Regions from separate parts of the Homo sapiens genome. Here region 1 is linked to region 2. Evidence: read pairs that join two places in POLR2A ChIA-PET (ENCODE). Cell type or tissue: PC-9. All regions are shown on one strand. Each heading gives the region's core, and the rest is flanking DNA. Links, peaks and the distances in the headings are about the cores only. Region 1 has its middle 55 kb from the start of ATP12A. Region 2 holds the start of LOC105370117 (a long non-coding RNA gene).

Region 1 (15,074 bases), core at 6,675-11,674, 120 kb before region 2:
AGACTAAGAAGAGTGAGGAAGCATTTCTAAGCTCAGCAACCCAACTCCTTGGTTCTAGAACCCAACTTCCTGACTCTCCTCTTGCTCCCTGTGGTGTGAGTCATACGGGAGGATGAGGTGGCCCAGGTTTTTGGTGCAGAGCCCTGGGTCCAGATCAGCTGTGTCCTGCTGGCTGTGGGCATGTGACAGCCTCTCTGAGACACATTTTCCTCTGCTGTGAGATGGGATACCCCCTACACATGGGGCAATTGTGAAGGATAAATGAAAGCGTGGCACACAGCAACCACTTGATTTTCAGGAAGTCTGAATCAAAGCACAGAAGGACAGGGAGCCCTCTGCAAGCAGGGCCTGTGCATCCTTCAGGCACTCGCGGTGCCTGCTCAGCAAAGGCTTGTGGAACAAATGAAATGCCCGTGGAACAGTGACTGTTTACTGGCAGCTGTTACTCTGTGCCAGGGACTGTATATACACTAAACACTGTATATGAAATATCTCATTTAATCCTCACTCTGATCAGGCAAAGCAGGTATTACTGTCCCAACTTTATATCTGGGAGGACTGAGGTTCATAGAATAATTGGCCTATGATCTCACCACTAGATTAGTTACAGAGCTGGGACGAAAGCCCAGATGTAGACGAAGGAGGAATGAGACTTGAATATAGTAGGGTAGGTAACAGTGGCCCAGCCTGAAGGACATGACTCCATGTTGTTACAGGAAAGAGGCCCTGATCCAGACCCGAAGGGAGGGTCCTTGGATTTCGTGCAAGAAAGAATTCAGGGTGCATCCATAGAGTAAAGTGAAAGCAAGTTTATTAGGAAAGTAAAGGAATAAAGGATGGCTACTCCATAGACAGAGCAGCCCCGAGGGCTGCTGGTGCCGATTTTTATGGTTATTTCTTGATGATATGCTAAACAAGGGAACGCCTCCCCACCACCATTTTTTTTTTTTTTTTTTGAGATGGAGTCTTGCTTTGTTGCCCAGGCTGCAGTGCAGTGGCGCCATCTTGGCTCACTGCAACCTCCACCTCCCAGGTTCAAGTGATTCTCCTGCCTCAGCCTCCCAAGTAGTTGCAATTACAGGCACGTGCCACCATGCCTGGCTAATTTTTGTATTTTTAGTAGAGACGGGGATTCACCATGTTGGTCAGGCTGGTCTTGAATTCCTAACCTTGTGATCTGCCTGTCTCAGCCTTCCAAAGTGCTGGGATTACAGGCGTGAGCCATTGCCCCCGGCTGCTTCCCCTTTTTAGACCATATAGGGTAACTTCCTGACGTTACTATAGCATTTGGAAACTCTTATGGCACTGGTGGGAGTGTAGCAGTGACGATGACCAGAGATCACTCTTGTGGCCATCTTGGTTTTGGTGGGTTTGGGCCGGATTCTTGACTGCAGCTTGTTTTATCAGCAAGGTTTTTATGGCCTGTATCTTGTGCTGAACTCCTATCTCATTCTGTGTCTTAGAATGCTTTAATCATTTGGGAATGCAGCCCAGTACGTCTTGTCCTCATTTTACCCATCTCCTATTCAAGATGGAGTTGTTCTGGTTCACACGCCTCTAACAATGTGGCAACAGGAAGTGAGAACTTGAGTGTTTACGTTTTAGTGGTCATGGTTTTGCTGTGTGTTTGTGTGTCTCAGAATAGGGACATTGTCTTCAACTTCTTTGTATTTCCAAAGTGTGCAAAGCAGGCCCTGGACAAAGGACCTGTCACTGATGCTGAATTCCTGACTCAAGGACCGCCCAGAGGTGGGTGGAAAGGTTCAGAGGCAAGCTGAGTCACTGCTGGGCTGATAGGGGAAAGACTCCTGGGCTGTGTTTCGGGTGAAGGGCGTGGAGCTCTTGAAAGAACTGACTTGATTCTCTTCCTACCTTGCATAAGAATTTTGAACTTGACATTTCCATTTCAATAGGAGGGGAAAATACAGTATAATGAGAGGTAAAGCAGTTCTTCCTCCTCAAGTGGCTCAAGTTTCACTTGGACAGTGGACAAAACTGTTCACATAAAGCCAGGACAAACTCACTTGGACATTGATCGAAGGCGTATAAACAGTGGGCAAGGTCTTTCGGTCGGTCAGTTTCTCTTGCTTTGTCCATCAGCCACCCATTCAGCATTTCCTCTCTACTTCTAACAGCCCTGTGCACCTGCGCTGTGCTGAAAGCCCCCTCTTACCCCCAGCTTCTCTGCACCAGAGGCACTACTGTGCCCATTTTTATAAATGGAAAGCTGAGGTCGGAGAAACTAAGGGGTTTGCCCAAGGAGGAGGAGGAGACATCGACACATGGGGGTGATTGGTGTGAAGCTCTGTCCATCATCTCCTGCGTGTGGGTTCCTATTCACCGCGTGCTGCTCAGGCAGAGCCCACTCAGGAGATCTGTGCTCCAGGCTCTCTTCCATCTCTCACTAACAAACTGTAGGGGCTCAGGAAGTCAGTTCCTCCCTTGGGGCTTGGCTTCTTCCTCTATTAAGCTGGGGGAGTTAATCAGATTTGCTTTGAGACCCAAGCTTCTATGATGCTCCGGGACTTAAGGGAATACAGATCTCTGAGGGCCCATCTTCCATGTCTCATCACCTCACATGCCTCTCCTGAAAGTCTCAGGAAAAGGAGCAGATGGAAAGATGACATAGGGACCTTATATTTATTAAAACCTAATTTGCCCCAGCTGGGAGCTGTTCATCAGCGTTCCTGATCTTCATTAGGCCTGATAACTAATTTGCTTTGAATTCTTGGTATTTATAAACCCTTCTTTATTCTAGGATTACTATCTGTCCACTCCTTATGTCTAGAATGCTTTTCTTTCCCCCCGGAGAACTAGAGTAAGAATGACTTACCTTCGGTGGCCCCCACAGGAATGCCCTACTGTGCTGAGTTTTTGTTAAGAAGCTGCAGAGAAGAAGGCAGGGTAGGAAGGTCAGCTTAAAAAGAATGACCTTGGATGATTTTCTCTCAAAAGGTTTGGAGATTGTTTCTGACTGTTTATTAATTTGGACCATTTTGGGGACCTCCAGCGCTGTGAAACCTTAGCTCTTTTTTCTGGACAGGGATAAAAACATCTTTCCTGCTACTTTCTGTGACTTTACAGGAAACTTTTGGCTGTGCAGGACTGTCCTGCTCAACAATCACTTTTAATGCTTAATTCAGGGTCAGAGCTCTATGGATGACTCATTGTCTCTAGAAGAATGTCAGGTCCAGAAGGATGCCCTTGGCCTGTAAATGCTTTAAAGCACCACTGGCAATTCAAAACCTTGCCCCCTTGATTTTACTGGCTTAAATCTTGTTTTGAAGTCTTAGATACTAGACTTTAAGAAAATTATGGGGCCGGGCATGGTGGCTCACTCCTGTAATTCCAGCACTTTGGGAGGCCTAGGAAGGTGGATCACCTAAGGTCAGGAGTTTGAGACCAGACTAGCCAACATGGTGAAACCCTGTCTCTACTAAAAATAGAAAAAATTAGCCAGGTGTGGTGGCAGGCACCTGTAATCCCAGCTACTTGGGAGGCTGAGGCAGGAGAATCGTTTGAACCCAGGGGGCAGAGGTTGCAGTTAGCAGAGATCGCGCCACTGCACTCCAGCCTGGGCAGCAAGAGCTAAACTCAGTCTCAAAAAAAAAAAAGAAAAGAAAAAAAAGAAAATTACAAGAAATTGTTTGAAGAGGCCCAAACCACCCAGTCTTGGCAATCCCCATGGCAGCAGTGGGGACCCTGGAACCTTCCAAGTTCACACTTTATGGAAATGCAGAGACTGAAGAGTTCTTAGTGTCATGCACGTCCGTGTGAAGAGACCACCAAACAGGCTTTGTGTGAGCAACAAGGCTGTATTTCACCTGGGTGTACGCAGGCTGAGTCCGAAAAGAGAGTCAGCCAAGGGTGGTGGGATTATCATTAGTTCTTATAGGTTTTGGGATAGGCAGTGGAGTTAGGAGCAATGTTTTGTGGGCAGCGGGTGGATCTCACAAAGTACATTCTCAAGGGTGAGGAGAACTACAAAGAACCTTCTTAAGGGTGGGGGAGATTACAAAGTACATTGATTGTTAGGGTGGGGCAGAAACAAATCACAATGGTGGAACATCATCAGTTAAGGCTATTTTCACTTCTTTTGTGGATCTTCAGTTGCCTCAAGCCATCTGGATGTATACATGCAGGTCACAGGGGATATGATGGCTTAACTTGGGCCCGGAGGCCTGACACGCAGGACTGGCGCTCCAGCCTCTTCCTCCAGCTAAACCTAAAATCGTATAAAACTCCCAGGCCTAAGGAGTTCAGTTAAATTCACATCAATTCAACAGATGTATAGCAAAACCTTGCATTATGGCAGGTAAAACTGGTTACTATATTTGCTAATGTCCTTAATGTCAGTGGCTCAACACAATGGAAGTTGCTTTCTCATGTGAGGTCCAGGGGAGGCGCAGTAGAGTGGGAGAGGAGGGGTTTCCTCACAGCTGTTCCGGAATAGGGCCCAGGGGAGGCTCTGCCATGTGGCCTCGCCCTGTGTGTCAACACCCAGCCTGGGGAAGGAGGAGGGAGAGAGAGTGGGAGCTATCTTTTAGGAGAGAGCCACGGGGCAGTCATGGTGCCTGCTGTTGCTGGTGCAGACTCACTCACATGGTTCTGGCTAGCTCAATGTGTGAGGAAATGGGGAAGCAGAGCCTCCGGGCAGATGCTTTCCTGCAATAGCCCTGCATTCTACGGGCGAGCAGGCTCTTCGGTGGCTATGTCTAGCTGTCTCTGCCACACACCTACTATGCGCATGGCATCAGCTCCCAGAGAGCTAACAGTGTAGCCAGTGAGGACGTGCGCTTTGCTAAAAGGAAATCTGTTTTGCTTCTCTCCCCTAAACCAGTCTGGCAGCCTAAAGGCTATTGGTTCAGGCTTCGGCCTGTTTTCCTCAAACGCTGTTTTCATCAGTCCCTGCCTTGCTGGGAACTCCTGGGGACTCCTTGCTACACCACGGACACCCTCTTTTGCCTTTTGCTTAATACCAAGGGTAATGTGGCCCCTACTCCTGGGCCGAGCTTATCTCTCATGTCCCTTTGCTCCCCCACAGGGAATCGATCCTGCCCTAGTGGGGTGTCTGCACCACCATGATCTACCCAACCTCTGGACCTCACATTTTTGAAGCCGGTCCAGCTCCACCTGCAAGGGTGAGGCCTCCCGGGCTTGGGCCAACTAGAACTTCTTTTGGCTGGCGCCGTCCTGCTCCCCAGTTGTTGGATGCCTGATTCGGTGTCTTTCCTTGAACTACCCGCTCTTTAGAGAACCAGGCTGACACAGAGTGCTCCTGCTTATTCCCTGCTCCGCGCCCTGCTCCCGCGGCTGGCCTGTAACCGACAACTTTGCCTCTGAAACCTTTGCCGGCCTCCTCCCCTCTTCCAGGAGCCCAGCGCCCTGTGCGGTGTCCCTTGCCACGGCGCCGTCTGGCGGTGGAGCCGGGCACCTGCAGGCTGGAGCCCACGTTGCCTGAGAACAGTCCCAGGGGAAGGGGAGGAGGGTCAGGGCTCCCCTTTTCTGATGGGATGCTGGCTCCATTGCAGCCACAGCTGGGGGTTCATCCCTCCTTTGTACGCACCCCTTTTCCCCGGAGTGCCTAGCGATGGATACAGACTTGCAGGTTACTTATTTAAAATCAAAACCAGCTGCGGCCAAAGTGTAGTGAGTACTCATCACTGGCTGGGCGTTTTATGGCCTGTGAGTTTCCATTATCCCAGTTAAATCTTCAACAGCCCGGTGCCCTAGGAATTATCATCCCCACTTTGCTAAGGAGAACCTGGGCTCCTCAGATGTTAGGAGGTGAAAATGACAGGCCAGTAGGTGTCAGAAGCAGGGCTCTGGACTCCAGCCTTCCGACTTCAAACCCTATGCTTTTAAAAATCATTCCATTTGCTTCACTAATTTTCTGTGAAAAATCACTGGTTTCCATAGTGGAAACTCACAAGTGGCAGCTAAGTGATTGGAGAACAATCATTAGTAGACCCAGGTTTAAATTCAGAATCTGTAATGGACTTCCTGGAAGACATTAACCTGCTAGGGTGTCAGTTTCCTGTCCCCACCCCGCACTGGGCAAACCAGATCAAATGTGCAAGGGCGCTGTGGAAGAAAGGTTTCTCTCCTCTGTAGTAATATCTTTTGCTAGAAAGGTTTTTTTAAATAAATGTATTCTAAGGGCAAGGAGAAACCAAATTTGAAATCCATTTGTCTGCAGTGCACTTGACCCAAGTTTTTTCTGGAATTTTGCTGTCTTTTCTGATGTCATAAACTCTAAACTAGCTGGGAAATTCAGATGACAAACACAGACTCTGCCTGGGCTCCAGGAGTGTGTCATGGGCAGCAGCAGTAGCAGCCGGACGTGCCATAGACCATGTCATCCTTGTGGCTTCACTCCTCTCCCTGATGTTGCAATGGACGCCCAAAAAGCCACCTGGTCCTGTCTTTTTCTGACTCCTGGGAGGGCCCACAAAGTAGAGACTACCAGTATTTGCATAGTTCTCTGCAGTGTACACAGCCCTTCTTAATCACAGCTACACGTTCAGCCTCTGCAATAACCCGGTGAGGTGGGTGTTGTCACACCCATTTTACATTTGAGGAGTTGGAAGTTCAGATGTTCAGTAACTTGACAAAGGTTTCATTCTAGTAAGTGGCAACACTCATTCTCAAACCCAGCTCTTTGGATACAGGCCTTGTCTTTCTTGCTACACCAACACGTACCCCACAAAATCTGCTCAGTGCTTGCACTGGCACTGTGGGGGCACCTGCCTCTGAAGGTGCAGAGAAGTCACCCTCCTTCCTCCATGAGGCCTCTCTCTCTTCCTCGCTCCCTCTCTCTTTCTCTATCTCTTGCTCTCCCTCTTTTCACATGTTTATTGAGTGCTTATTACATTTGTCAAAAGACAAAAATTACAACAAATGCAGTTTAAAGATCCTAATTGGCCTTTATTTGTGATTCTAGAATTGAGCAACACTCCATTCCATAAAATAGGAGTGTTTTGATAAGGCCAGCAGAGGGGGTTGACTTTTTAAACAGAAAAAGGCTGAGGAAAACAGAAACAGGAAGCAGAAGGCGGGTTGGTTATTAGAAAGTAGTTTTTCTCGTAAAGGTTAAAGAAGAGGGGACTTCTTCCTGCTTGTTAAAACCGACCTGTTTGGGGATTTGGCTATTATCTCTCTCTCCTGATCTCTTGGAAGGTCAAATAAACAACTTAGTTTCAGTTTGGTGTCATGAAAGTTTGGCAGGAGTAACTCCATTTTGGTTTGCTCTGTTGGGTCTATTGCAGGAGCTCAGCCCAAACCAATGGCTTCCTATAAGTTCATTTAACAAATCTCAGACTTTGTCCTAGGTGCTGGAGATATAACAGTGAACAAAGCTTACATAAATCTTGGAACTTATTTTCTAGAGGAAGAAGATAGAAAATAAATTATTTGGCTGTTGGTGGTAAGTGCTAGGAAATTAAATATGCTGTCATCTTCTCTCACACAAGCTGGTTCATTTAAGAAGGAAAGAACCAAGTGAGATGTGGAAAGCCTGTGCAATCTTTGTTTATGTGAAGCCAGAGGGATCTTTTCAGAAGCTTGGATCTGATCCTGTCTGTTCTCCCCACCAAACACAAGCTCTCTTCCCCGCTTCCTGTGGCTCTGGAGAGCCTCCCCACCCCCGTCACCCCTCCTGGGCTGAACAGCTTCCAGGCTCCTCAGCCTCTCCAGCCTTCCTCACTCTCAGGCCCCCTGAGGTCCCGCTCACTGACCTGACCTGGTCCAACCTGGACCCCACTCCTTCCCCAAGGACTTACTTGCCACTCCCTGGCTGGGCCAGGCCTGGTGCTCTGCCCCCAACGCAGGGCTTCCCTCCACCCGTTCAGCTGCTCAGCTGTGGGAGCTCGGCTCAACGCCCTTCCTTGGGAGATGGCAGCCAGCCCTCCCCACTGCCCCACTGCCCCGATTTCAGACCCCATGTTCCTTTTTCTTTCACAGCCCTGATCACAGTGGCAAATTCACCCTCCTTGGTGTGGTTGGTTAATGATTCTCTCTCTGGATGCTGGCCCCCAGGGTGGGACCTGATGGGATCTATTCATCCAGCCCCAGTCCAGGGCCTGAACCCTGGTGGAATCCCCCCAGAGGCCACTGTGTGTCCGGAATTGGTGGGTTCTTGGTCTCACTGACTTCAAGAATGAAGCCGCCGACCCTCGCGGTGAGTGTTATAGTTCTTAAAGACGGTGTGACCAGAGTTTGTTCCTTCTGATGTTCGGACGTGTTCAGAGTTCCTTCCATTCTGGTGGGTTCGTGGTCTCGCTAGCTCAGGAGTGAAGACACAGACTTTCACGGTAAGTGTTATAGCTCTTAAGGCAGCGCATCTGGAGTTGTTCATTCCTCCCGGTGGGTTCATGGTCTTGCTGGCCTCAGGAGTGAAGCTGCAGACCTTCGCAGTGAGTGTTTACAGCTCATAAAGGCAGTGCAGATGCAAAGAGTGAGCAGCAGCAACATTTATTGCAAAGAGCAAAATAACAAACCTTCCACACTGTGGAAGAGGACCCGAGTGGGTTGCCACTGCTGGCTCAGGCAGCCTGCTTTTATTCCCTTATCTGACCCCACCTACATCCTGCTGATTGGTCCATTTTACAGAGAGCTGATTGGTCCATTTTGACAGGGTGCTGATTGGTGCATTTACAAACCTTGAGCTAGACACAGAATGCTGATTGGTGCATTTACAATCCTCTAGCCAGACATAAAAGTTCTCCAAGTCCCCACCAGATTAGCTAGACACAGAGCACTGATTTGTACGTTTACAAACCTTTAGCTAGACACAGAGTGCTGACTGGTGTATTTACAATCCTTTAGCTAGACATAAAAGTTTTCCAAGTCCCCACCAGATTAGCTAGATACAGATGCTGATTGGTGCATCCACGAACCTGGAGCTAGACACAGAGTGCTGATTGGTGCATATACAATCCTCCAGCTAGACATAAAAGTTCTGCAAGTCCCTACCTGACTCAGGAGCCCAGCTGGCTTCGCCTAATGGATCCTGTGCTGGGGCCATCCCATGCTGCGCAGGAGCCCACCACAGGGGAGGGGGTGTGGGGGCCTCAGGCATGGTGGGCTGCAGGTCCTGAGCCCTGCCCCACGGGGAGGCAGCTGAAGCCCAGCAAGAATTTGAGCATGACATGGGCGGGCCAGCAGTGCTGGGGGACCAGGTGCCCCCTCCACAGCTGCTGGCCCGGGTGCTAAGCCCATCACTGCCTGGCGTCGGCTGCGCCAGCAGGCCGCTCTGAGTGTGGGCGCGTTGAGCCCGTGCCCACCCGGTACTCACAATGGCCCCAGAGTGCCACATGCAGCCCCGGTTCCCGCCCGCGCCTCTCCCTCCACATCTCCCCGCAAGCAGAGGGAGCCAGCTCCAGCCTAGGCCAGGCCAGAGAGGGGATCCCACAGTGCAGCAGTGAGTTGAAGGGCTCCTCAAGCATGGCCAGAGCAGACTCCAAGGCCAGAGCATGCTGCGGCCCTGGCTACAGATCCACTAGGCAAAACCAGCTGTGCTCCTGAGTCGGGTGGGGACTTGGAGAACTTTTATGTCTAGCTGGAGGATTGTAAATGCACCAATCAGCACTCTGTGTCTAGCTCAAGGTTTGTAAACACACCAATCAGCACCCTGTGTCCAGCTCAAGGTTTGTAAACACACCAATCAGTGCTCTGTGTCTAGCTAATCTAGTGGGGACTTGGAGAAGTTTTGTATCTAGCTAAAGGATTGTAAATGGACCAATCATCTCTCTGTAAAACGGACCAATCAGCTCTCTGTAAAATGGACCAATCAGCTCTCTGTAAAATGGACCAATCAGCAGGATGTGGGTGGGGTCAGATAAGGGAATAAAAGCAGGCTGCCCCGAGGCAGCAGTGGCAACCCACTGGGGTCTCCTATCCACACTGTGGAAGCTTTGTTCTTTCACAGTAAATCATGCTGCTGCTCACTTTTGGGGTTGGTGCCACCTTTATGAGCTGTAACACTCCCTGTGAAGGTCTGCTGTTTCACTCCTGAGGCCAGTGAGACCACGAACCCACCAGGAGGGATGAGAACAACTCCGGATGGGAGGAATGAACAACTCCGGGTGGGCCACCTTTATGAGCTGTAACATTCACCTCGAAGGTCTGCAGCTTCACTTCTGTGGCCAGCGAGAACACAAACCCACCGGAAGGAATGAACAACTTCAGATGCACTGCCTTTAAGAACTCTAACACTCACTGTGAGGGTGTGTGGCTTAATTCTTAAAGTCAGTGAGACCAAGAACCCACCAATTCCAGACACAGGACCACAAGCACATGCCACTTCACCCAGCTTATTTACATTTTTTAAAAGGGAATTTATCTGAGAATCATATAAAGACATGACAGAACATGTCATAGGCCACTTTACACAATAAAATAGGCAATAATATGCATATTTTTGCGAGTATCAGGCATAGTAATGACAGTCTTACAGGTGTAACAGTTGTTAACAGATGAACTGTGTTCATAAAGAAATAGGTCAGGCCGGGCGCAGTGGCTCGCGCCTGTAATCCGTGCACTTTGGAAGGCCGAGGCAGGTGGATCACGAGGTCAGGAGATCGAGTCCATCCTGGCTAACATGGTGAAACCCCGTCTCTACTAAAAAATACAAAAAATTGGCTGGGCGTCGTGGCGGGCCCCTGTAGTCCCAGCTACTCGGGAGGCTGAGGCAGGAGAATGGCGTGAACCCAGGAGGCGGAGCTTCCAGTGAGCCAAGATCGTGCCACTGCACTCCAGCCTGGGGGACAGAGCGAGACTGCATCTCAAAAAAAAAAAAAAAAAAAACGTCAAAAAGGGAAATTTACAAACATTTATCACTATGGTTGCTAACTGTGTGCACCCAGGTTTGTAAGTGAAATACTGTGACAGGCCAGGAACGGTGGCTCATGCCTGTAATCCCAGCACTTTTGGAGGCCGAGGCGGGTGGATAACCTGAGGTCAGGAGTTGACCAGCCTGGCCAACATGATGAAATCCCATCTCTACTAAAAATACAAAAAATCAGCCGGGTCTGGTGGTGGGCACCCATAATCCCAGCAACTCGGGAGGCTGAGGCAGGAGAATTGCTTGAACCCAGAAGGTGAAGGTTGCAGTGAGCCGAGATCACACCATTGCACTCCAGCCTGTGCGACAAGAGCGCAACTCTGTCTCAAAAAACAACAAACAAACAACTGTGACGGACAATCTAAGCCTTGATGAGTTTAATCAAGAACCACAATAGGTCACTGCCACAGTCCTGCACAGAGTTGAAATCTTGAGAAATTTTATGATGAAATCAATTAAAAATATAATAGGTCACCACTGCAGTCCCCCAAAGAGCTGAGATCTTGAGAAATTTCACCTTTTCCCAAATGCAGATGTACAAAAACAAAATCTCTTCATTTGTTGAGGAAGTTTCAAAGTTTTTGTGTACATATGCAATACAGAGTCAACCTGGGGTGCTGGTAGCCTGGCTCAGGCTGAAAGCCTCAGGACCCAAGGGGTGGCTAGTGTTTGAGTCTTGAAGTCCAAAGGCTGGCAAGCCTGGAGTTCCAGTGTCCCAGGCAATAGAAGAAAATCCTTTCCCAGCTCTCAGGGTGAGACCAATTCTCCTTCCGAATTTGTTCTCTCTGGGCCCCAACTGACGGGATAGTGCCCGCCAACATTGAGAGTGGATCTTTCCTACCTAGTCCACTCATGCTCACACCCTAATCCCCTCTGGAAACACTGTCACAGATGCACCCAAAATAATGCTTTACCAGGTTTCTAGATATTCCTTAATTCAGTCACATTGATGCCTAAAATGGTCGCCCCTTGTCAATTTGGCGCTCATACACGCCTCCTGCACAGCCTGCACAAGGCACTGTGGTGCGGCTATCCCGTGATTAGAATTTTAGATGTTAGGGATTTTAGACTTTAGGGACTTAGAAGTTAAGGGTTTTGATCTTTAGGAATTTTGGTCCTTCCAGATTTTAAAATTCTGGATTATGGCATTTGGGATTTTTGTGTCTTTTGGATTATGATCCAAATTCCTTCAATTATTTGCCTCCTGCCTGCTTCCTGGAATGATCAAAATTCTCTCCCTGAGATATCTGCATCCCCATGTTCATTGCAGCACTATTCGCAATAGGCAAGACATGGAATCAACCTCGGTGTTCATCAATGGATGAATTAATAAAGAGAATTTGGTACATATATGCAATGCAATAACTATTCAGCCAGAAGAAAGAAAGAGATCCTGTCATTTGCAGCCACATGGATGGAACTGGAGGTCATTATCTCAGGTGAAACAAGCCAGGCACAGAAAGACAAATATCACACATTCTCACTCATTTGTGGGAACTAAAAAGTTCATCTCATAGAGGGTGAGAGTAGATTGGTGGTTACTAGAGCCTGGGAAAGGGTAGCAAAGTAGGGAGATGAAGAGAGGTCGGTAAATGGGTATAAGAATATAGATATATAGGCCGGGCATGGTTGCCCACGCCTGTAATCCCAGCACTTTGGGAGGTTGAGGCGGGCGGATCATGCGGTCAGGAGATGGAGACCATTCTGGCTAACACGGTGAAACCCCATCTCTACTAAAAAATATAAAAAATTAACCAGGCATGGTGGTGGGTGCCTGTAGTCCCAGCTACTTGGGAGGCTGAGGCCCTCTCAGCTGTGTGTGGCCTTGGGGTGGGGAACCCAATCTAGGCTCCAGGGTTAGACACATCTGGCATGATAATTTTGGAAAGCAACCTGAAAATATAACCAAAACCCACAATTCACTCAAACCCTATAACATAATAACACCGCCTATAAAAAAATATTACAATGAAATAACTGACAAGAAAAAAACATTTCCCTGTAATCCAATAATATATAGTTAAAAAGTCCAAGTAAAAACTAATATTCTCCTGTTTAGATATGGGGAAAGTTATTATAAGGAAAAAATGTAAAAACAAAACAAAACAGAACAGGCCGGGTATGGTGGTTCACGCCTGTAATCCCAGAACTTAGGGAGACCAAGGCAGGGGGATTGCTGGAGGCCAGGAGCTCGAGAACTAGGCAACATTGCGAGAACTCGTTTCTCAAAAAAAAAAAAAAAAAAAAAAGGAAGAAAAAGAAAACAGTTAGCTAGGTGTGGTGGCACCTGCCTGTAGTCTCAGTTACTCCTGAAGCTGAGGCAGAAGGATTGCTTGAGTGCAGGGGATAGAGGCTGTAGTAAGCTATGATTGTGCAACTTCACTTCAGCCTGAGCAACGGAGTGAGACTTTGTCTCAAAAAGTAAAGAAAAAAAAAAAAAAAGAAGAACAGAACATCAGAACACAAGATATGCTCATGCTGACCACGGGATTTAGTATTTACCTTTGGTCGCTAAAGAGAAACGAAAGAACATACTAAGATATGAATGGTGGGCATTTTGAAGTTATGAAACTTTAATGCTGTGTAAAGAAGTTTAGGTAGAGAATACTATACAGTAAAATTTGAACATAATTTTAAAGTTAAAAACACATGCTACTTAACAAAATAGGCAATCCACACATAGATAATGAAGGGTTGATGCATTCCGGCATGTTTTTGGCTGTGAACATGTTTGTTATTGATTCAAAATTGTGCACAAGTGTTGCTATCGACAAAAACAAGTGCTTTTGCCCAGTGCCTCTTTTCATTTTTAGCTCCCAGGAGAACGGAGGTGGCCTTGTTCTAGTCCTCCTGCTCTCTGGCGGAACAGCTCACATGTGTGGAGCTGGGGTGTGGGGCCAGGCCTGTGTCTGGATGAGGCTTCCTCAGGCCCCAGATAAACTACAGACACCCCCAGGCCTCTGCGCACGCCTGGCGAGAAAAGGGGACTTCACAGAGGACTCAGGTGTCACCTCAGCGGCGTTCTGCAGCTGCTGCTGCTGGCTGTATTGTCCACACCTTTCATATTAAGGGTGGGATCCCTCACTGTCTGTGACCTCAGAACTACCTCAAAATGCAAATAATCAACTAACAAGCCTGTTACTTCCGGGATCCCAGCCACACAGCAGAGCTTCCTGTGTGGGATTTCTTATTCTAACTGCAGCCCTCCAAGCACGTGCATGAATCACGCTTGTTGTACTAACACGGAAACTGAGGTGCAGAGACTTCAAAGACTTGGTCAGGGCCCCTCAGCCAGGAAGTGGCAGAGCCAGTGGTGAGCCCTCTGTGCTTCTCAGGCTGTCTTTGTCATGAAAGAGGCAGCCGGGACCCCACAGAGCTTCTCCTTGGCGGGGAGTTTTCATTAGGCCCTGGCCTTCCCTGTGTGTGTAATGGAAACACCTCGTGTATTTCACCACTGTCCGGGTTGGGGCATAAGTGTCCTTCAAAGCACAGTCCCATTACGTCCCTTTCTATGGCAGGTTGAAGCCCTCTGCAGGAGTGATATGAGTGTATGACTCTTTCCTAGGTGAGAAGGCCCAGCAATCATCAAAACCATGGTGGAGACATCTTTGCATCTATTGTCTCATCTTCCTCCTGCATCATATGTGCTTGGGAAGTTCTAGAGGCTTGGGTGGTGGGTGTGTGGTGGTGAAGGGTGTCCTGTGGGGGCTGGGCCATCCTTGGTGTTGGGTGTGTGGTGGTGGAGGGTTTCCTTATGGAGCCTGGGCCGTCCTTGGTTGTCAGTGTGTGATAGGGGAGGGTGTTCACAGAGGTTGCACTGTTCTTGGCAAGTGGGTGCTGCTGTCCTGGTTGACTGTCAGGGAACTAAAATGCGGTGTGTGTCAAGAGACTGGAAGGAAGGAATGTCGGTGGGGCAATGGCCCGAGGCTCTACTGAATTCCGCTGTCTGTCCTATTCTTCCATGCTGGGGAAGAATAGGAAGGATCAGGGTAGGGAGGGCCCCAAACACGGAAATGCTGAGGCATTTGTCCCAGAGCCGCTGCCCACACAAGGTGGGTCATAGGCCCACAGATATGTGGAGGCCAGGGCTTCCCTGTGAGGAGCAGGCAGGGCCCTGCCCCCTACTCTTCAGGCACAGAGGCTCCCAGAGGTTCTTGTCAGTAGGGAAATATTAGTGCCAGCATGATCCTTTTAGAAGTGTGTGAAACAGGCAATAAGCCACCTTTTAACC
Region 2 (15,074 bases), core at 4,478-9,477:
CTGATGACTTGGGGAAGGATGAAATAAACGCAAAGCTTATGTAACCACTAAAAACACCTTCAAAGAATATTTAGTGACATGGGGAGGATATCACTAAAAGCTAAATAAGCTGTGAAAGTGAAAGTCCTATTTAAAAAGTAAAGAGCAACTGGCTATAACATTAAATATAGAATATTAATAATTTAGAAAATACAATGATACAAGAAATAATAACACCAAAAAAATTAAAATATCAACAGTGGGGGCTAGGTGTGGTGGCTCATGCCTGTAATCCTAGCACTTTGGGAGGCAGAGGTGGGCAGATCACTTGAGCTCAGGAATTCGAGACCAGCCTGGCCAACATGGTGAAACCCCGTCTCTACTAAAAATACAAAAATTAGCTGGGCGTGGTGGTGCGTGCCTGTAGTCCCAGCTACTTGGAGGCTGAGGCACGAGAATTACTTGAACCTGGGAGGCAGAAGGTTGCAGTGAGCTGAGATCATGCCACTGCACTCCAGCCTGGGTGACAGAGCGAGACTGGCTCAAAAAACAAACAAATAAAAATCAACAGTGGGGTTATTTCTGGATGGAGGGATCAGGTGCTTTTTTAAAAATAACTTTATTGACCCATAATATGTATGTAACTATTATGTATCCAAAAAATACTATTTAAAAAATGTATTGGGGTACAATTTACATACATTAAATTCATTCATTTTAATTGTACAATTTAGTAATTTTTCTCTCTTTTTTTTTTTTTGAGATAGGGTCTCTTGTCACCCAGGCTGGAGTGCAGTGGCATGATCACAGCTCACTGCAGCCTTGACCTCCCAGGCTCAAGTGATCCTCCCACCTAAGTCTCCTGAGTAGCTGGGACCATAGGCATGTACCACCTTGCCCAGCTAAGTTTTGTATTTTTTGTAGAGATGAAGTTTCGCCATGTTGGCCAGGCTGCTCTCAAACTCCTGGGCTCAAGCGATTTGCTCCACTTGGTCTCCCAAAGTGCTAGGGTTACAGGCATGAGCCACATTGCCTGGCCTAATTCAATAATTTTTAATAATTTACCAAGTTGTGCACCATCACTGCAGTCTAGTTTTGAGCATTTCCATCATTTTAGGTGCTTTTTATTTTTTCTTCTTAGTGATTAACTTTTAACACAAAAAAATTGTTCAAACTTTGATTCAGTAGTTCTAGTTGAGTATTATTTTCTAAGATGATTGTTGGAGATGGAAACAAGGATTTGCACATAAGGATGTTCATCATAGCTTTTTATGATACCAAAAATCAGAAATGATTTAATTTTCCAACAATAATTCATTTATGGTCCATATCTGATAGTCTCTATTAAAAATGTTTTCCAATAATATTTAATGACAAAATGCTAAAGATGCTGACTGATAACAGCGGGATAGGTAGTGTGATGTCAATTTTGATAAAAAATACAGTCTGTGGCTGGGTGCGGTGACTCATGCCTGTAATCCCAGCACTTAGGGAGGCCAAGGTGTGCAGATCACTTAAGGTTGGGAGTTCGAGACCAGCCTGGCCAACATGGTGAAACCCCGTCTCTACTAAAAATACAAAAAGTAGCCAGGCATGGTGGCAGGCACCTATAATCCCAGCTACTCGGGAGGCTGATGCAGGAGAATCGTTTGAACCCGGGAGGCGGAGGGTGCCGTGAGCCGAGGTCTCACCACTGCACTTCCGCCTAAGTGACAAAAGCGAGACTGTCTCAAAAAACAAAGTGTTATAATAGACCTAGAAAAAAGCCCAGAAGAAAAATGCAAAACAAGATGCTAACATAGCCCTAGGTTTTGAGATTTTTTTGTTTTGTTCTTTTTTTTTCTGTTATACAATTCTGTATTTTTCAAATTTTCAACAGTGACCATGAGTCACTTTTCCAGGAAACACGTTTTAAACAGGTCAGAGGATTTAACACATCCAGGACCCATCTGAAGGTGGACTTGAGCAGCCACTCCATGTCAGCCAACCTTGGTCAGCATAAGTGGGGGTGCAATTATCACATAGAGGCTGTCCTGGAAATTATTAAAGAGTCATTAAAGGCTTTTAGTGTTTTTTTTTGTGTGTTGTTTTTAATTGTCAGAGATTACGACTAGCATAGATTAACCTAAATAGTGTGGTGTAATCTCTTTTATGGTACCCCTCATTTCATCCCTCCTATCTATGCACAGATGCTAATTGAATGTGAGAGGCAGTCAACAAATGAAACTTTTCCATGCTAATGTTATGGAAAGGCAGAATTACATCAAGAGACTTCAGTTTAACCGGACCTCAAAAGAAAGATTAAAAAATATGAATCCCTAATGTGTTCATTCATTGTGTCCTGGATGGGGGATACAGCATGGGGTGAGGAAGGGCTGGGGGTCCCAGAGATAAGAACTATAATATATAACAGCATGTGTCAAGACTTGGAGGACCAAGCTGTGGGTTTCTTCCTCCTTTAGAAAAAGCCAGTGTGGCCAGGAGGGAATGAGATAGCTGTTGGCCTTGAACCATGATAAGCAATTTGTATTTTATTTGAAATGTAATTTAAAAACAACAAGTTTCCTGAAGCTGCAGTGTGGAGAAGAGATTGAACACAGGCGCAACAGGAGTGGGAGCCAGTCAGGATGCGAGGGCATGGGCCAGGGTGGCAGCAGGAGGGACAAGTTCTATACATTGGGGCTATATCAGGGGCTGTGATGGAAGAGATACAGCTGGCAGAAGGAGATGGGGGTGCAGGGAGTCAAGAATAGCACCCAGTGGTTGTCTCCAGCCAAGGGGGAGAGGGAGGCCTAGGCTGGGGACGTCGCACCTCTGTGGTGCCAAGGAGACCCAGAGGTGAGGTGTCAGGGAGGCAGTGGCACTGTGTCCTCAATTGAGAGCCCAGGGAATGGGTACCACCATCCAACACACACAGGGCAAAGGTACTGAAAGGTGACAGCGTGCTGGCAGCCCTTGCAGCCCTCGCTGGCTCTCGGCGCCCACTCTGGCTACGCTTGAGGAGCCCTTCAGCCCGCCGCTGCACTGTGGGAGCCCCTTTCTGAGCTGGCGAGGCCGGAGCCGGCTCCTTCAGCTTGCAGGCGCAGGACGGAACCGGGGCTGTGCGCGGCGCTTGCGGGCCAGCGCAAGTTCCGGTTGGGCGTGGGCTGGGCGGTCCCCGCACTCTGAGCAGCCCGCTGGCCCCGCCGGCCCCGGACAGTGAGGGGCTTAGCGTCCGGGCCAGCAGCAGCGGAGGGTGTGCCGGGTACCCCAGCAGTGCCGGCCCACCAGCGCTGTGCTAGATTTCTCGTGGAGCCTTAGCTGCCTCCCCGCGGGGCAGGGCTCGGGACCTGCAGCCCGCCATGTCTGAGCTCTCCCGCCTCAGTTGGCTCCTGCGCAGCACGAGCGTCCCGCAGGAGCGCGGCCGGCGCCCGGTCCCATCGACCACCCAAGGGCTGAGGAGTGCGGGTGCAAGGCATGGGACTGGCAGGCAGCTCCACCTGCGGCCCTGGCATGGGATCCACTGGGTGAAGCCAGCTGGGCTCCTGAGTCTAGTGGGGACTTGGAGAACTTTATGTCTAGCTAAGGGATTGTCAATACACCAGTCAGCACTCTGTGTCTAGCTCAAGGTTTGTAAACACACCAATCAACACCCTGTGTCTAGCTCAAGGTTTGTAAATGCACCAATCAGTGCTCTGTGTCTAGCTAATCTAGTGGGGACCTGGAGAACTTGTGTCTAGCTCAGGGATTGTAAACACCAATCAGCACCCTGTCAAAGCAGTCCAATCAGCGCTCTATAAAATGAACCAATCAGCAGGATGTGGGTGGGGCCACATAAGGGAATAAAAGCAGGCTGCCCGAGCTAGCAGTGGCAACCTGCTGGGGTCCTCTTCCACGCTGTGGAAGCTTTGTTTTTCACTCCTTGCAGTAAATTTTGTTGCTGCTCACTGTTTGGGTCCGCACTGCCTTTAAATCGCGGAGGTCTGCAGCTTCACTCCTGAAGCCAGCGACACCACGAACCCACCGGTAGGAGTAAACAACTCCGGACAAACTCTGGATGCGCCGCCTTAAAGAACTGTAACGCTCACTGCGAGGGTCTGCGGCTTCATACTTGATGTCAGTGAGACCAAGGAAGGAACAAACTTCGGACGCGCCGCCTTTAAGAACTGTAGCACTCACCACGAGGGTCCAGGCAGCTTCGTTTTTGAAGTCAGTGAGACCAAGAACCCACAAATTCCAGACACAGCACTAGGTAGGGTGGGGCCTCTGGCCTGTAGGAGTGGGAGGTGAAAGGGCAGGCAAAGGGGAAATGGCGGAGCCCAATCGCGGTGCAGGGCGGTGGGCTTTCAGCAACTCAGCTTAGTCCCAAGACGCGTGGGCCGCGGCAGAGAACCTGACCTGCCTGCCCAAGCTAACACAGGACCCGGAACCGCGATCCTCAAACTAATACAGGACTTGGAAACTGCTGTCGCCAAATGGCAGCTTACTTTGCGGGGAGCCTGTTAGACGTGACTCCTTGTTTTTAAAAATTGACAAATACCAGTCTGGGCAACATAGCGAAACCCTGTCTTTACTAAAAATGAAAAATATTAGCCGGGCGTGGTGGCGCGGGCCTGTAATCCCAGCTACTCGGGAGGCTGAGGCAGGAGAATTGCTTGAACCCAGCGTTAGCACAAACTGCAACATTTTGTAAGCTGCCCGCTATTTTGCAGACTTTGGGCAAAGTGAAACATTTCTGGGGGGTTTAGGCGGTGAGAAACATCCTTCCTAACCACTTGACCGCAAGGCCAACAGAGGCTTATCTGAAGAAACTTCCCTCTCATGACTTCTTGGGCAAACGTCCAAGGAACACCATGATGACATCCACCTGAATAAGGGCCAGAACCCTTATTGTACAAATCAATACAAATCATGGGAACATCTTATCGATATCTTGCAGGGCAACAAGCCATGCTGCCCAGACCCCTCCCGCCCATACCTATAAGTACCCTTAGCCTGTAAGACTTAGCAGTGGGCTGTGGCATTAGGCTGGTCCCCTACTTCTGTAGGTTTTGTGCTGCACATAAAGCCGCATTTGCTGTCAAGCTCGCGCTCTCTAGCTCTGTCTCCTCTCTCTTTCTTTCTCCTCTGTGTGTGTGTGTGTGTCTTTCTTTAACCCTCACCTTCTCTTCCCGGAAGGCAGAGATTGCAGTGGGCAGAGATTACAGTGAGCTGAGATCTGCTACTGCACTCCAGCCTGGGTGACAGAGTGAGACCCTGACTCAAAAAAAAAAAAAAAAAAGCGGGGGTGTGCCAGGTGCGGTGGCTCATGCCTGTAATCCCACAATTTTGGGAGGCCAAGGTGGGCAGATCACTTGAGGTCAGGAGTTCAAGACCAGCCTGGCCAACATGGTAAAACCCCCGACTCTACTAAAAATACAAAAGTTAGCCAGGTGTCATGGTGGGCGCCTGTAATCTCAGCTACTTGGGAGACCGAGGCAGGAGAATCAATTGAATCCAGGAGGTGGAGGTTGCAGTAAGCCAAAATTGCAATAGTGCACTCCAGCGTGGGTGACAGAGCAAGATTGTCTCAAAAAAAAAATTTTACAAAATGGAAATTAAACACAATTTTTCACCATGTATTAATTTATTGTTAAATACACATTTCGATGCAAAATTGAGAATGTGTTGTACAGTAAATTAATTAAATTAACCCAGGCTGGGTGTGGTGGCTCACACCTGTAATCACAGCACTTTGGGAGGCTGGGTTTGAGCCCAGCCTGGTCAACATGGTGAAACCTTTGTCTCTACTAAAAATATAAAAAGTAGCCACGTGTGGTGGTGCGCGCATGTAGTCCCAGCTACTCGGGAGGCTGAGGCAGGGGAATCGCTTGAACCAGGGAGGCGGAGGTTGCAGTGAGCTGAGATCGCACCACTGCACTCCAGCTTGGGTGACAGAGTGAGATTCCGTCTCCAAAAAAAAAAAAAAAAAAAAAAAGAACCTAAATGCAGAATATATATGTGTATACACACACATACATATTCCATTTAAACATAGTTGTATATTTTTATTATCAGCTGTTCAGTTTTTCCCCAGAATGGCCTAATAGAAGTCCACATAAAGAGTCTTTTTGAATGCATAGAATTATATATTAAAGAAACCCATGGTTTCACTATCAAATAATGTTAATTTCTAATTTAGAAATAAATGGTTCCATGTTCTGGAGTCACACACTTGATCTGTAACTTAAATCTGTCATGTTTTTATTAAGATGTATATCATGAGCCTGTACAAAGGGATTTTTGGTGGTGTAATATCAACCATAAAAGCTAGAAACGATTCTTAAACCAACACACATATTGCAAGCTAGGATATTATTCAATTTTTGCAATGTTCTATTGATAACATGATTGCAATATCTTTCTTAAGATAATGCCCAATTTTCCCACAGTTTGCTTGTATAATAATTCTAAATTCACTGTCATATTGACTTAAGAGAGGGTCCTTAAAAACTTTTTTTCCTACAGGATGGTGATGGGAATCTTTGCAAATTGTATCTTCTGTTTGAAAGTGAAGTACTTACCTCAGCAGCAGAAGAAAAAGCTACAAACTGACATTAAGGAAAATGGCGGAAAGTTTTCCTTTTCGTTAAATCCTCAGGTATTTCCAAGTGTCATAAACTACAGTGTGATAAAACATTGCGCATTCAGGGAACAGGGTCATGGTTAGAAGAGGAAGCAGAGATTAGCAGCAGGAGAGAGTGAGTGAGCTACTCGAAGTTCATCAGGAGAGACTGACATGGCCCATTGGGAGGCTGGGCTCCTAGAGGCAGAGGTGGCCCAGCCCTGTCCCCTCCCTGTTCCCTGAACTGCAGGACAATCCTACATGTCCTGTGAAGCAGGATATTACTAGAGCACAGCCAAATATGAAAATAGAATTTCAGACCAGCCATATCTATTCTTGAAGGAGAAAAGTCATAGTGCACAGGATTTGCAAAAAGCGCACTGTCGTCACTCACCAGTATGTCAACGCTGGGGTGATATACTGGTAAGCCAGGTTCCTGGGTGTAGAAAGAAATACATGCAGTGCAGACTCATCTTCGCAGTGTAGCTTGTGCTGTTTGTTTTGTTCATTTAAAGGCTGCAGGAATTTACCTTCTGCCTCTTGAACTTGTAAGCCTGGCAGTTCAGAATAATAGGATTTTACAGCTGGATGAAATCTTAGAAATAATTCAGTTTAACCTCCTCTTTTTTAAACCACCTCACTGTAAAAATAGAAATCCAAAGGCTCTAGGTGCCAGGCTGGCCTGCCCCTGTCCTCTGCTGTTCCCTCTGTTGACGAATTGATGAGCTGACTCACCCTGCCCCTCCCTGGACCTCAGCCCTGGGGCTTGGCCATTGTGAGCCTCATCTGTTCTGTGAAGCGTGTTCAACTCCAGCTGAATACCAGAAATGCAATGTCCCTGTTTACTTCCAATTCAGGTAGAATTGTATATACTTCCCTTATACAGCTTCCCACACTGAGCTGTCTCACCATCTCTGGACAGATGAGTAATTCGTGCCTGCTCTCCCTTCTCAGTTTGTCTTCTGTGTGAACTGCCAACATGGTCTCTCCTTTTTAGAAAGTCACATACTGTGAGTGCAACTTTGTGGAAGTCAATGTACATAAACATGTGAAATGTGCATCCCAGCTACTGTAGATAATGAGGCAGCTGTATATGTAATGTTGAGGAACAATCACCAAGATAATTTCAGTGGAAAAGCCAGCACGGAAGAGGCTGAGGAGCACGCTGCCATGTATCTACGCATAGTGTAGCTCTAGCAGGATTCGCGAGGAGCAAGTGACAGCAGGTGCCTCTGCAGAGAGGAACTGGGGACAACAGTGGGGATGAAGTTAATACGTCGTCATTATTTTATTTTTTAGATATTCTACAATGTGAATTTACTATTTATTAAAAAATAAATAAAATTATAAGCGGGCATGTTGGCTCATGCCTGTAAACTCAGCTGAGATGGGAGAATCACTTGAGGCTGAGAGTTCAAGACCAGCCTGGTCAACATAGCAAGACCCTATCTCTACAAAAAAAACAAGATTTTCTAAAATTACAAATCAAAATAAATAATAACCTTTGAACCTCCCTTTCCACTACTAAGAAAATAATTGAACAAGTGCACAAGGATGTGTACATGAGGATAGTCATCACAGCGTTGTTTACAATAATGAAAATTTAGAAATAACCTCTAGGGTTAATCAATTATGGTGCATTCGTAGCCATATCCTTTAAAAACAGTTGATTTTTAAAATGTTTATGTAACTAGAAACTGTGATATTTATAGAGGTTTTTCGAAATTTGAGAAAGATTATCACAAACTACCTTAATACTTTCTAAGGGTGAAAATTACAGATACAAATATCTTATTTAAATGTTGTTTTTCTTGATGCATAATGGATTGACTCTTTTTTTCCTTAGTGCACACATATAATCTTAGATAATGCTGATGTTCTGAGTCAGTACCAACTGAATTCTATCCAAAAGAACCACGTTCATATTGCAAACCCAGATTTTATATGGAAATCTATCAGGGAAAAGAGACTCTTGGATGTAAAGAATTATGATCCTTATAAGCCCCTGGACATCACACCACCTCCTGATCAGAAGGCGAGCAGTTCTGGTAGGTATTTCATAGCAAGCATTTAACGTATCATAGGTGCCATAGTACACGCTTGGGTTTGTCAAAGATACCATAGGCAGAGAATTGTCCAGAAATACTAAAAAAAAATTAGACTTATTACCTCAGAAAATGGACAGAAAAATAACAAAGGACAAAAGACTACTTTAGCACTAGAAACAGATTTCTTGATATCTAGCCTAGTAGGGTCAGACTCAAAATGGCCACAAAACACTGATCATCTCAGAAAACCTGATTGTGCTTTTAACTAGGGGGAGGGGAAAGCCTTTGTGTTAAACAGTGATTACTACAACCTAATGACTGGAAATTTGATGACCAGCATTTTGCTGAAGAAATTCTTTCCAAACAAAAGATTGTCTCCCCAAAAGAAACATATTTTCTTTATAAGCCAAGATTTTATTTTGGAAACTGGCCAAGAAGAAAGCCTTTGGACATGAAAAATGCACTCTTCCTGAGTCATATCAAAAATCACACAGTTCTGATAAATACTAACTCACAGTAAGCACACGGTATGTGTTAGATACCGTACTGACTTGGCAGGGTGGAGCCTCCTTAGACAATAGTCCAGAAATGCTGCTGCAGTCCCAGCACATGTCCCAGCAAATGATAGTTACAACAGAAATAAAATAGTAGACTCATTTCACATTGAAAACATACTGTATGACAGCCAGCATAATTTATTCAGATTCCAAATTACTACAAATACACTGATGATCCTTGGAATCTTGACAGTATAATTAAAACTGGAAAGAAGTCCTCACATTGAGTTATTCCTGTATATCACAATGCTCTAGATAGTGTTACTGTTTCTCTGTACAGAAAGTATGAAGCAAAAGCTCATGCAGAGCCCTTGACTTTCCCTCCTCTAAGCTAGAACATCTCCAGCTCCTTCGCTCGTGATGTGCCGACTCTCAGGAACTCATTCTGATCCTGTGCACTTTGTACTCTTCAAGAAGAAAGTGCCAATTGAAAATTGTATGGCTATCAATGAGTTTCAAATAATAACAGATGAGAATCCTCCTGATATGCTTATTAAAATAGAATTAGAGTATGTTCTCCCTATTTTATAAGGTTATACCTTCCTCTTTTCCCACTGGGTTATCCTTTGATCACCAAAATTATAACTAATTTAAGGATATATTTATGAATCTTAACAATTCCAGCACTTAGGTTAACTAATTATAGTAAGTCTTTGGGCAGTAAACAAGTGTGCTGTTTGCTTTTAATTCTAGAAGTGAAAACAGAAGGTCTATGCCCGGACAGTGCCACAGAGGAGGAAGACACTGTGGAACTCACTGAGTAATTTACTTCTTTCTGATTCCTGGGACTCTACAGAGTTTGTAAAATCTTGTGTAAACCTCAAGCACAGTATTAAAATTCTATTTGTAGACTTTTTCTTATTTTAATTTATTTTGCATATCTAACTCAAGTGATTTTTTATTTGAGTCTTTTTCTTCAACTAGTATAGTGATCATTATTTTAAATTCTCAGTATTAAATGAGATTGGGTGCAATTATTGAATTGATTTTTAAAAAGAAAACCAGTGGGTTTTTTTTTTAATTCTTTTAAAAAAAAACCTATTTTCATCCTATTATTTTCCTGAGCAGCCTTTAGAGTAAAGACAGTTTGTTACTTTTGCCTGATGTTTTCAAAAATGGAAATAACAACAGCCTTCCTCAAATGGAGTATGGGAGTCTAAAGTTCTATATGGTTTCTTAAAGCATACCCAAAACATCGGGTTAATTAGGCATCACATTCAATCTTGTTGTATTTGTTAATAATAGTGTTTAAAGAGAAGAAAATCCAAAATGAAAAGTACAGATTATGAGAAGTCTGACTCCTTTATTTTAGAGAGGAATGGACTGTGGTCTGGAGAGGAGTGACATAGCTTCTAAGAGTCAGATCCAAAGCAAACACAAGTAGCCCATCCCCAGAGTGTGCGGCCCACTTCTTTCTGCCTCTGCCGCGTGGAGACCATCTTCCAGTGCAGACGCTACAGTGCTGGGTATCTGAGCTGGAGATTATGCAGAGGAGGCATCCAGCTCATTTCCAATGATCTTTTAACAATTTCTGGAAGAGCTAAGGAGGCCTTAGGGACTTACCATGTGGACTTACCATGTGTTTTGTAAGGAATCTATCATGTATTTTGTAAAGATGTACAAGAAAAAATTTATGAAATTCTGTTTAGCCTAAAATCCATTTAATGTTAAAATTTTAATTATACACTACAAATTTCAGGTTTGGTATGCAGAATGTTGAAATTCCTCATCTTCCTCAAGATTTTGAAGTTGCAAAATATAACACCTTGGAGAAAGTAAGAATCTGATTTCTAGTTAGCAAAAAAAAAAAAAAACACACCTGTTTGAATGTCTTCTGGGTGTTTTTCCTATTCGGTCATTTTCTCATTGTTTTGAAAAATTATGCATATCCTGAATATCATATAGTCCTTAAAATATGAGTTAATTTTATTTATATATTTATTTTTGTGGAGACAGAATCTCACTATTTTGCTGGTCTCGAACTCCTGGGCTCAAGCCATCCTCCCTCCTTAGCCTCCCAAAGTGCTGGGATTACAAGCATGAGCCACTGCACCCAGACCTGATTTTTAACAGTCAAGAAAATGTTTATGTTTAGAATTTAAAGTTTAAATTTTTAGTGTTTATATTATAAAAGTAATGCATGCTCATAGCAAAAATTTTAAACAGTATAAAATATCAATATGGCATTAAACATAAAAGTGCTCTTCCCTGTTACTAACAGTTTCTTGTATTTGGAAAAGGAAGGTTTGACACTAAGTATTTACACTATGTTGCGTTTCCATTCCTTTTGCATTAGAAAGAAAAACAAAATCCTTTTTTTTTTTCCCCACAAATGAAAATCAACACTAGTGTCTGATGTGGCATCACTTGCCTATAGTCCCAGCTACTTAGGGGGCTAAGGCAGGTGGATCTCTTGAGCTCAGGAGTTTGAGGCCACCCTGGGCAATGTGGCAAGACCTGTCTCTAAAATATATATATAGATATAAATCGACACTAGCCTTCAAAGTGATGTTCCATTTGTATTTTGAGATATGTTAATAAAATGTAACTTGAAAATAACATTTCCCTCTTTGATAAGGAAAACATGAAAAGTGGTATGGTATAAACACACAGATCTATTTATGGGATGGTAAAAATACAGGAGGGAAACATACCAAAATATTAATAGTGATCGTATTGCTCTCGGGATTTTAGGAGATTTTAATTTTCTTCTTGATACTTTTCTATATTTTCTAAATTATATCTCTAAATGAACATATTTTATAATTATAATCAACATTTTCAAATGGCACATGTAGTTTGATGTTTCCCGAGTGCAGCTTCTGAAAGCACATCCTGTTTTCCAGGTGGGAATGGAGGGAGGCCAGGAAGCTGTGGTGGTGGAGCTTCAGTGTTCGCGGGACTCCAGGGACTGTCCTTTCCTGATATCCTCACACTTCCTCCTGGATGATGGCATGGAGGTAATGCTGTTTATATTGATTCCTATGTGTTTACTGACCTCTGTTCATAACTCATTTCAATGAATCAGCCGACCTCCCAACCTTTTTCTTCTTACCTGTTGTCTTAGCTCAGGCTGCTATTAATAAATGCAACAGGCTAGGGAGCTTAAACAACATTTATTTCTCACAGTGCAAAAAGCTGGAAGTCCAAGGTCAAAGTACAGCAGGGTTGATTTCTTCTGAAGTGAGGCCTCTCTCTTTGGCTTACAGACAGCTGCCTTCTTGCTGTGTCCTCACATGGTCTTCCACCTGTGGGCATCTGTGTCCTCATCTCTACACATGAGGATAGCAGTCATATTGGATCAGGGCCCACCCTTATGATCTCACTTAATTAATCAATTACCTCTTGAAAGGCTCTGTCTCCAAACACAATCCCGTTGTTGAGGTCCTGGGAGTTAGGACTTCAGCATATGCATTTTGTAGGGGTACAGTTCAGCCATAACACCTGGTAAATAATTTTGCAAAGGGGAAATGTGTTCTCTTTTGGAGTGTGGGAGGTGAGGACCTCACCCCCTGAGTAGATCAGCACAGGGTCCCGCTAGAAGGGAATGTTTACTGGGTGCAGGGTGTATAGCATTTCTGCCCTTGTTCCACATCACTTTTGGGATATTTTCCTAATATTTACACCTCTGAAAGCATTCCACTGATATACTTCATTAAGCACCTGCTGTGTACCAAGCAATCGACTAGGGCTGACACTCAAAGATAAAAATAGCTTCACACCCTGGCGTCAGAGATCACTGTCTAGAAAGAAATAACACTCATCATTACAATCCACTGTGACATTTCCAATCCTGAATATATATATGGGGTATTGAGGGCTCAAGGTCACAGAGCCCTGGGAACAACAAAGGAGGCTTTGCAGAGGCCATACCTTTGCCCTAGGTCAGTATCAGGTCAAGAGCACAGTTCCAATCTAAAACAATCATGAAACAAAAATAAATTTAGAATTAATGCCTGAAGTTCAAATAAAATGCTGCAACACCCACCAGGATGCCTTCTCAAGTAGACATTCAGAGTTACAGATCTATCTTTTTTTTTCTTCTTTTTCCCCGAGACAGAGTCTCACTCTGTTGCCCATGCTGGAGTGCAGTGGTGCGATCTCGGCTCACTGCAACCTCTGCCTCCCAGGTTCAAGCGATTCTTGTGCCTCAGCCTCCTGAGTAGCTGGGATTACAGGCATGCGCTGCCACGCCTGGCTAATTTTTGTATTTTTAGTAGAGACGGGGTTTCACCATGTTGGCCAGGCTGGTCTCGAACTCCTGACCTCATGATCTGCTTGCCTTGGCCTCCCAAAGTGCTGGGATTACAGGCATGAGCCACTGCGTCCTGCCTACAGCTCTGTCTTGGGCCAGGAAACAGTCACTTCTCCGTGAGAGTGGCCCTCACAGAGGCCCACACAGGCTCCAGGAGCTTTTCCCTTTGTTCCCACTCTGAGTGTCAGCTCAGGTACAAGAGAAAGAGACTCACGTCAGGTGGATGTGAGATCCACTTGGCTTGGAAGCCCTACCCCACAAGAGCCCATAGCTCTTGTAGCATTGTCTCGGGTTCCAGATGCCCTCAAGGGACATACCCAATTATATGAGTCACTGCTCTCTGACAAGCCCAAAGCTTGGGTTTCCCACCATTGAGCCCCCAGTATCAATGCAATTTATCAATGAGAGGCCACAATTACATAAGCAATTTTGCCTACTATTACAGCTGACATGCCATCTTTATCAGATTTCCATGGGAACAGAGCTAGAAAGCTAATCCATGGTCAAATGTGTCCAAGAAGGAGAAAGGGTTTTGTTACCCTTGTACCCTGAAATGCATACTGGATTTTGTGGAGGATATAGTTGTTTGGGTAAGAAGTAAGTAAAAATGAAGGTGAAAAACATGATAGAATGTGTTATTGTTTTCTTCATTGAGAAAGAAAACCATAGCATCGTTTAGGCCAGGACATCCCTCAGGGTGCCTTCCTCCCTTAGCAAGCCCGAGTCTGTAGAGATGATAGAATGTGTCGTTGTTTTCTTCATTGAGAAAGAAAACCGTAGCATCGTGTAGGCCAGGACATCCCTCAGGGTGCCTTCCTCCCTTAGCGAGCCCGAGTCTGTGTAGAGCACCCCTGGGTGAGCCTGGTTTGCTGAGCAGAGAAGCCTGTCCACCTTGATAGCAGTGAGCCTCAGTCCACCGTTCTGCTGAAGAGGATTTTCCAGCCTGCCCTTCTGCTTAATAAAACCATTTTGATGGGAATCTTCCAAAATTATGTTAAACTCTACCGTCTTAAATGGAGTGACTTCAACAGGCACTCCTATTTTCCAAGTTTCAGAGGCATCCTGCGGCCCCCCTATCTGGGAGGGCGGCTTATGGGTATCCTGAGTAGTGTGGCTTCCCAGGGGTCCACACCCCCAAGCCAGGGGCTCAACCAACACCTACAAGGACACCATGGCTTTGAGCTGGGGCAGGTTCTTCCAGATTTTCCTGGGGTTAATGTTAGGATCACTGCCTACTACAGAGGCAGGAGTTGCCCAGAAGAGCAGAAAGTGCCGCCTCCACAGGCAGTTTGGGATGAGGGAGGAGCTGGAGCCTTTAACATGTGCATGACCTAATAACTTTCCTGCCTGTCTACTGGCTGTGATTTCATTTTCGCTGTGTGCCCGTCTCTAACAGTTCTTCCTTTCTGAAGTATTTTTCTTTTCTTCCCCTTCCCCTCCAGATTTTTTTTTTCTCATTTCCAAAAAGCTGGAAAACCAGATTTACAAGCTAGTTAGACTGGTTTGTAAGGAGTCTGTAGACTTGGAAGGAAGCTTTGAGTAACTCTCCAGTGAAACAAATGATCTTTTCTGTCTGCTGTGCATTCTCAAGCTTTTTCCCCTCTACCTCCAGGTTTTAGGCTATTAAGAGTTTAAAATTTTGGTAATTCTGG

What was found. ChIA-PET counts read pairs that join two places held together with the same protein. Peaks named below come from ENCODE experiments on the same cell type or tissue, not always from the same donor. Only the 100,000 strongest peaks of a DNase experiment are listed, where the experiment ranks them.
Region 1: POLR2A ChIA-PET joins it to region 2 with 6 read pairs; 2 of 35 experiments call an interaction of 5 or more read pairs at or near these places.

What each region holds. Positions count from the first base shown.
Region 1 is chr13:24,617,628-24,632,701 of GRCh38, reverse strand. No RefSeq gene overlaps it. Among named protein-coding and RNA genes, the nearest start is that of ATP12A, 55 kb to the left of the region's middle. RefSeq lists enhancers at 1,152-1,731, 4,242-5,080. In PC-9, for the core only: no CTCF peak of the experiment used is centred there; no DNase peak of the experiment used is centred there.
Region 2 is chr13:24,495,169-24,510,242 of GRCh38, reverse strand. It overlaps PARP4 (poly(ADP-ribose) polymerase family member 4), which reads left to right. Exons shown (of 34, transcript NM_006437.4): 2 at 6,466-6,598; 3 at 8,409-8,610; 4 at 9,861-9,927; 5 at 10,867-10,942; 6 at 12,014-12,127. The coding sequence starts at 6,467. It overlaps LOC105370117 (a long non-coding RNA gene), which reads right to left and starts at 7,088. Exons shown (of 3, transcript XR_941756.2): 1 at 6,957-7,088. RefSeq lists a silencer at 6,538-6,832. In PC-9, for the core only: no CTCF peak of the experiment used is centred there; a DNase peak (open chromatin) is centred at 7,322; H3K4me3 peaks cover 326 bases; H3K27ac peaks cover 4,871 bases.